3 separate regions of the Homo sapiens genome follow, and all the other regions are linked to region 3. Evidence: read pairs that join two places in POLR2A ChIA-PET (ENCODE). Cell type or tissue: GM12878. All regions are shown on one strand. Region 1 holds the start of HLA-DQB1 (major histocompatibility complex, class II, DQ beta 1). Region 2 holds the start of HLA-DRB1 (major histocompatibility complex, class II, DR beta 1). Region 3 holds the start of HLA-DRA (major histocompatibility complex, class II, DR alpha).

Region 1 (2,500 bases), 230 kb before region 3:
ATTTTAGATTGTATTCTCTACTTTAAAAGCAGAACCTAACATTTTGGGAAAAGAAAGAGAGAAAGGGAGAGAAGAAGAGAAGTGGAGATATTTATTGTCTTGGTTGAGGTCAGAAGTAATGTTTGCCAGGCGTTGTTCTAATTGCTTTATAACCATTAGTATTGCCCCTAGTCACTGTCAAGAGGAGCCTGATAAGTTATGTTTATTTATAAAAACACATTGATGTAGATATGTCCATGAGGAACTGTTAAAAAAATAGAATTGAAAAAAAAACACATTGATACCTCTGCCATTTGGGATTTAATGTTTAGGGCTGGCACAGTACACTCTGTGACTCTAAACACTTTCTCCATCATTAGTACTATTCAGGACCCAGGAAATGCTTCTCCACAGGTTTTGTGCTCTCTCTTCAAAACGAAACATGACTGCATCCGAATACTGTAAAATTCTGTGTATTGTGCCTTTGCTGATATCAGATGCATCATTTCATGGTTCAGGGAGGATTTAAACAGCTGAAGAACTTAAAAAAGAAATGTCAACTTAATTAACTTTTCAAATACTTTCACTAGAAGAGCATAAATACAATATGTTCTTGCATAATGAAGAATCATTTACCAGCAGGGGTGGGTATCAATTTTTTTTTTTTGGCTTGTTTTCTTGTTCCACATATTAACCTGATAGTTACACATAACAGTTGAGGAGACTTTTGTAATATTAAACAAGACAAATTAATCTTAAATTTGTACATGTGAAGATCTAGATGTAAAATGCATGAAACATGACCCACATTTTATAAAGAGAAGCCTGGGGCAAAAATAAATTCAGTAATTTGTTGACTCTTCTAAAGCACATTAGTGGTGGAACTGCAACTTACCATTATTTCCTTCTAAGAACTTTGCTCTTCTCCCCAGGACTTAAGGCTCTTCAGCGTGTCTAAGACAACAGCAGTAAAAATTTCTGTGACAGCAATTTTCTCTCCCCTGAAATATGATCCCCACCTAATTTGCTTTATTAAAAATCCCAAGTATAATAACAACTGGTTTTTAACAATATTACAGAGATGTTTACTGTTGAATCGCATTTTTTTCTTTTGCCTCTCAAAATCCCCGAGGCATTCGTTCTTCAGCTCTTCTATAATCGAGAGGAAATTTTCACCTCAGATGTTCATCCAGTACAATTTGAAGACGTCACAGTGCCAGGCACTGGATTGAGAACCTTCACAAAAAAAATGTCTGCCCAGAGACAGATGAGGTCCTTCAGCTCCAGTGCTGATTGGTTCTTTTCCGAGGGACCATCCAATCCTGCCACTCACGGAAACATCCACAGGTTTTTATTCTTTCTGCCAGGTACATCAGATCCATCAGGTCCGAGCTGTGTTGACTACCACTGCTTTTCCCTTCGTCTCAGTTATGTCTTGGAAGAAGGCTTTGCGGATCCCCGGAGACCTTCGGGTAGCAACTGTCACCTTGATGCTGGCGATGCTGAGCTCCCTACTGGCTGAGGGCAGAGACTCTCCCGGTAAGTGCAGGGCAGCTGCTCTCCAGAGCCGCCACTCTGGGAACAGGCTCTCCTTGGGCTGGGGTATGGGGGATGGTGATCTCTATGATCTTGGACACAATCTTTCATCAACATTTCCTCTCTCTTGGGAAAGAAAGCTATGTTGCATTCCCATTTATCTTTTAGTGATGAGATGAGGACAATCCAATCCCCATCCTACAGGCTTAAGCCTGGAAGAGGAGGAGAGAGGAGAGAAAGAGGAGATAAAGTGTACATTTACTACCAGCGATAGGACAAAGTGAGCATGGGGTTATTTTTGAAGATATGAATTTCTCCAAAGACACAGCAGGATTTGTCATTTAGGCGTGCCCCAAGACTGCCTGGACTTAGGATTATGAGATCCTGCATTGGAAAATGTGAGGCAGCAATGGTGTCTGTAGTCTCTGTATTTGAGGAAAATTTGTCTCTATTCCTGACCGAGTGGAGCATTTGTGGAGGCAAAATCTTGGTGCTGAGGGAAGCTGACTGGCTGACCACAGAGAGGGAGTCTTCGGGTTTCACTGATTTATGGGCAAATGGTGACTTGAGTGGGATTCAGAGACCCGAGTTAATGGTGGACTGAATTTAGTAGGAAGGAGGATGTAAAGAAGGGAAATAACACATATTGTGAAACCACTCACTTCAGACAGAACAATACTTTATATAACTTCTCTCTCACTCCTTCTAACATCCTGTGTGTAGATATCATGATTTTCTTTTACACAATTATACTTGTGATATGGATATTCTGTTACATAACCTGCCCAAACTGGTGACTGCCACAGTTTAATTGGAATCTAGTTTATCAAATTCAAAAGCTTGTGCTCTTTCCATGAATAAATGTCTCTATCTAGGACTCAGAGGTGTAGGTCCTTTCCAACATAGAAGGGAGTGAACCTCAACGGGACTTGGGAGGGTAAATCTAGGCATGGGAAGGAAGGTATTTTACCCAGGGACCAAGAGA
Region 2 (2,500 bases), 150 kb before region 3:
AACAAGAGAAGTGGAATACTAAAGGGCCATAGCCTTAAACAAAGGAGGAAATCATAATGGGAGCCAAGAATGAGGGATTGAACACTCGACATAAAATATTAATTATGGTAAAACAGAGTTGTTCTGTCAACAGCTGACTTTGAGTCCTTGATCGATCATCTCAGCCCCCTGCATACTTTGATTACACAGTTGACCTTAACACATTGATAGGGTAAGTGCTATACAAAAGCAACTTCGGACTCTCCATTGCACATAGGTGGCCCCTGCAAGCCCCTTGCCTGTGTGTGTTCTGGAGATGACACTAAACTTGGGGGCAGCATCAGGAGACACACTTGAAAAAACTCTTTTTACTCAGATTAAATTATTAACTAACTTTCAATTTCCTTTAACTTATTACAGACATCTCTACCTGTAAATAGGTACAGATTAAGCTCTCCGGTCAACAGCTGTCATTCTGTCATATCATCAGATACCCGGAGCTGCTGCTCCTTGAGGCATCCACAGAATCACATTTTCTAGTGTTGAAAGACCTGAAAGATCATGGTGCCTTCATTTCAACTGTGAGACATGACGTAATTTTCCCAAATCTACAACATTAAGATATGGTGCAATAAGGACCAGATTAAAGGTCTCCTGATTTGCGGCCATGTTCCCTCCATCTCCTTTACTCCTAAACACACTCACACTCACTCCTGCAAATAGTTGTCTTGTCAAGTGGGAAATGAATGCTCTTACAAGGCTCAAACTTGTGAACACATCACTGACCAGCACAGAGCTGGCTACAATAGCTCCCCAATTAAGGTGTTTTACATGCAACTGGTTCAAACCTTCCAAGTGCTAAATTAAAACAATCCTTTAAAGAAGGAAATTCTGTTTCAGAAGAGGACCTTCATACAGCATCTCTGACCAGCAACTGATGATGCTATTGAACTCAGATGCTGATTGGTTCTCCAACACGAGATTACCCAACCCAGGAGCAAGGAAATCAGTAACTTCCTCCCTATAACTTGGAATGTGGGTGGAGGGGTTCATAGTTCTCCCTGAGTGAGACTTGCCTGCTTCTCTGGCCCCTGGTCCTGTCCTGTTCTCCAGCATGGTGTGTCTGAAGCTCCCTGGAGGCTCCTGCATGACAGCGCTGACAGTGACACTGATGGTGCTGAGCTCCCCACTGGCTTTGTCTGGGGACACCCGACGTAAGTGCACATTGCGGGTGCTGAGCTACTATGGGGTGGGGAAAATAGGGAGTTTTGTTAACATTGTGCCCAGGCCATGTCCCTTAAGAAATTGTGACGTTTTCTTCAGAGATTGCCCATCTTTATCATTGGATCCCAAATTATTTCCTCCATAAAAGGAGCTTGGGTACTTGCCCTCTTCATGAGACTTGTGTAAGGGGCCTTTGCACAAATCATTTCTTTTCAAATCTCCACCAATAAAACCTTTGCATCACATGTCCTCAGGGTCTTTAGAGGATTTAGAAATAAGGATTCTAAAATAAATTCCCCATACAGCACTTCCCTTTATTATGTTGACTTATGTCAGACAAAAGGAGGTTCTTACTGAAAATTTTGTGGGAGTCAAGGGAATTCAAAGGGTCTCTCCTAGACGATCCAGTGTTAGGTTCCCCACAGGACCTTTGGTGTTGGCCATAGTCCTCATATGTGAGGATGGACCCAGTGGCCTCCCCATTATCTCCTTTCTTTTCTTGCTGAACTCCAATGTTTATAAGGCCTGTATCCCTGTAGTGTATGTAGGTTCTCTGACAGAAGTTATACTTAGTGCTCTTCCTTTCTTGTGGGGAAAAGTCCCTGGAACTGAAGCTGAGATTGTTAATACTTGGAGTCACCTTACAGATACAGAGCATTTATGAGGTATTCTTTGGTGCCTAAAGAACTTAAGGCATCCTCTGAAAAACTAGCCCAGGTTCGTGTTCATTATGAATCTTTTTTAACCTTTCTGTACTTGTTTCTCTTGCATCTCCTATGTGCTCTAACTAGACATGACAGAAGAGATTTAACTAATGTATAAATTATATGAAATTCTATTTTTTAAGTCAAAAATAATCAACTATCAGAAATTTAATAATGTTCAAACTATATACTCTGTGTGGGGTTACCGAGATGATGTGAACATTGTTCACGTCTCATAGGGCTGAAAGTCAATGGGCAAGTCTTGGGAACTCATTGTCTTACTGGGGTCTTGTCCTAAATTTCCTAGGTTCACCCATCATGCCCTCAGCTTTCCTTAACTAGCCATGTCTGCTTACCTCTTCCTCCAGTTTCTATTTTTCCCCAGCTATGTTGTCATCATTTCCAGAAATCTCTAAAGCTTGCACAGAACCTTAGCACTATGAGATTCATTGAAAGAGACTTTTTTTCTCTTTTTGAGGTAGGGCCTGGCTCTGTCACCCAGTCTATAGCTCAGTGGTGTGATCGAGGCTCACTGCAACCTCTGCCACTTATGCTCAAGTGATCCTCCCTCCTCAGGCTCCAGAGTAGCTGGG
Region 3 (2,500 bases):
CACCGTGCCCAGCCAAGATGAGAGATTTTAATGTTTGACTGTGTATTGATAAACCTAGGAATTTATTTACCGTTTGCATCTATGCAAACACACACAAATATACTAGCTGCCTCTTCACAAACCAAGGGAAGATCCTCTGTCTTTCTAGGTAAGTATCCCTATGTATGGCTCTTTTGGGGCAATAGAAATCTACAATTGCCACTATGGGTATGGGAGCTGGGTTATTACTTTGCTTATTTCAAGTCTACCTGACACCTTCTGTGGGGGTCACGCTGGGTGAAGAATACTTTTCTACAGTACATCTTTACAACAGCACCAATGTTGCTCTGGAGATGAGAGAGAATAATATCAGATTCCCCATTTCCTTACTTATTTTTCTACTCTCTTGGAAATATTACTAAGTTAACATGATATAAGATCTGCTGTACCATGGAGATGGGAAGGCAGGGAATGGCTATCACTGTCCCATGAGGCAACTCATATCAGCATGCCTTCCCTCCCCTTTTCCTGGGGTAAATTGTTGCTTTTTGATGACTTTTCCTTCTAGTAATCTTCAACACAATATATGTGCTCAATATATACCGACAGGATTTACACTCCAAAAAATAACTACTGTATCATGTATTCAGATAAGAACAGGGCTAATAACTTTTTTTTTTTCATTTAATTCTAGCAAAACTATGTGTGGTTTTTAGTTTTTAATTTTACTAATTTTCCAGAAAGAATAATTAAAGCCCAGAAATATAACTTGTTAATGCTTGCCAGAAAATATTCTTCCTCCCCCACCCCCACCCCCACCCCCAGTTTGGCTTGTAGCAGGACCTTGCTATTCATCAATACACAACTCAGTTTTGACCCTCTAAACCAAATTTGACTTACTTCAGTTTGTGGTGAGGGAAGAACTCCACCAAACCACAATTTGTTATACTTTCTGTCGAGACCACATAATACCTGTCACACTATTCTTTCACTCCACACATTATCTTCCAAATGTCCATAGGTCTTTTCTCCAATGCTTCGTAGTCTATCGTCCCAGATTTCATTCCCTCAGCACCTACCTTTGATAGCCCATGATTCCTGAGCGCTCATCAGCACAGCTATGATGAAAAATCCTAGCACAGGGACTCCACTTATGGCCATTTTCTTCTTGGGCGCTCTGTTGGGAGTCAGTAGAGCTCGGGAGTGAGGCAGAACAGACAAGAATAAAAGAAAAGAGAATGTGGGGTGTAATAGAGTCTGACCATTAAAATGCAAATCAATTACTCTTTGGCCAATCAGAAAAATATTTTGAGATGACGCATCTGTTGCTAGGGGAAGGGTTCTTGCAAAGGGTCCAGGACACAAGATACTCCGTTCATTGGATAAAGAAGTAAAGTTCTTAAACAAACAGGACAACAACAACAACAAATCAAGTATTTAAGACTGTTAGTCAATCACGGACAGACTCTTTAACCCCAATCTGACTTCTAGACAGGGATATACCTGAAGCACATTAGTGAGAATAGAATCAATGGAAACACCTAAAGTGAGAGCTAAATACAGATCATATGTCTGTGCAATGACAGTTGGAGAGTTTGCGTAAGGGACAATAAATTACCCAAATAGAAGGTAAATTGTCAGGCCATGGAGATTGTCTGAATTTTGGCAGTACTGAGGACATAGCTTCACTAAAGAAGCTCTTTCATGCTTCTTGGAGTCCTAGACTTCAAGATGATCAACTCAGGCCAAGAGCTTGGGATGGCTGGCATTGTATCTCATTTAGAGAAAATGAGAGGAGAAACTCTGAGGTTCAACACTCTCAACACTGGAGAAGGATGAAAGGCTGTATCTTGAAACACAGGTAGTAGTTAGTGGAAATAGTGGGCTGTAAAGGAGCTACCTTCTTCTCATCTCTACCATCTTATATATGACAAGAGATTGGAGTTGACTAATGGACACACCTCATTTGAGGATTCAGGTCAATGAATATGAGAGAGTATAGTGGGCAAAGCCTATTCTTTTTTTTTTTTTTTTTTTTTTTAGACGGAGTCTTGCTCTGTCGCCCAAGCTGGAGTTGGTGGCGTGATCTCAGCTCATTGTAATCTCCGCCTCCCGGGTTCAAGCGATTCTCCTGCCTCAGCCTCCTGAGTAGCTGGGATTACAGGCGCCCACCACCATGCCCGGATAATTTTTGTATTTTTAGTAGAGACGGGGTTTCACCATGTTGGTCAGGCTGGTCTCAGACTCCTGACCTCGTGATTTGCCCGCCTTGGCCTCGCAAAGTGCTGGGATTACAGGCATGAGCCACCACACCCAGCTGGCAAAGCCTATTCTATTGGGAACGTTAGAGATAATAACCCACAGAACGGCTTTAATATTCCTTCCCTCATGTCATAAGATTATGAAAGTTTTTCTTTTGTCATATGATTATTAAAGATCTGCTCTAAAGAATATATTTTGATGTTCAACATAGACAGTCCTGAAAATTAGGAGACTTCGACTCTCTTGTTTCTGAAGATAC

Evidence for each region. ChIA-PET counts read pairs that join two places held together with the same protein. Peaks named below come from ENCODE experiments on the same cell type or tissue, not always from the same donor. Only the 100,000 strongest peaks of a DNase experiment are listed, where the experiment ranks them.
Region 1: POLR2A ChIA-PET joins it to region 3 with 16 read pairs; 4 of 35 experiments call an interaction of 5 or more read pairs at or near these places.
Region 2: POLR2A ChIA-PET joins it to region 3 with 23 read pairs; 3 of 35 experiments call an interaction of 5 or more read pairs at or near these places.

The regions. Positions count from the first base shown.
Region 1 is chr6:32,665,517-32,668,016 of GRCh38, reverse strand. HLA-DQB1 (major histocompatibility complex, class II, DQ beta 1) reads left to right here and starts at 1,360. Exons shown (of 5, transcript NM_002123.5): 1 at 1,360-1,518. The coding sequence starts at 1,410. In GM12878, no CTCF peak of the experiment used is centred here; a DNase peak (open chromatin) is centred at 1,266; H3K4me3 peaks cover 600 bases; H3K27ac peaks cover 2,373 bases.
Region 2 is chr6:32,588,336-32,590,835 of GRCh38, reverse strand. It overlaps HLA-DRB1 (major histocompatibility complex, class II, DR beta 1), which reads left to right and starts at 988. Exons shown (of 6, transcript NM_002124.4): 1 at 988-1,193. The coding sequence starts at 1,094. In GM12878, no CTCF peak of the experiment used is centred here; a DNase peak (open chromatin) is centred at 995; H3K4me3 peaks cover 1,315 bases; H3K27ac peaks cover 2,458 bases.
Region 3 is chr6:32,438,591-32,441,090 of GRCh38, reverse strand. HLA-DRA (major histocompatibility complex, class II, DR alpha) reads right to left here and starts at 1,204. Exons shown (of 5, transcript NM_019111.5): 1 at 1,059-1,204. The coding sequence starts at 1,140. In GM12878, no CTCF peak of the experiment used is centred here; a DNase peak (open chromatin) is centred at 1,290; H3K4me3 peaks cover 1,730 bases; H3K27ac peaks cover 2,500 bases.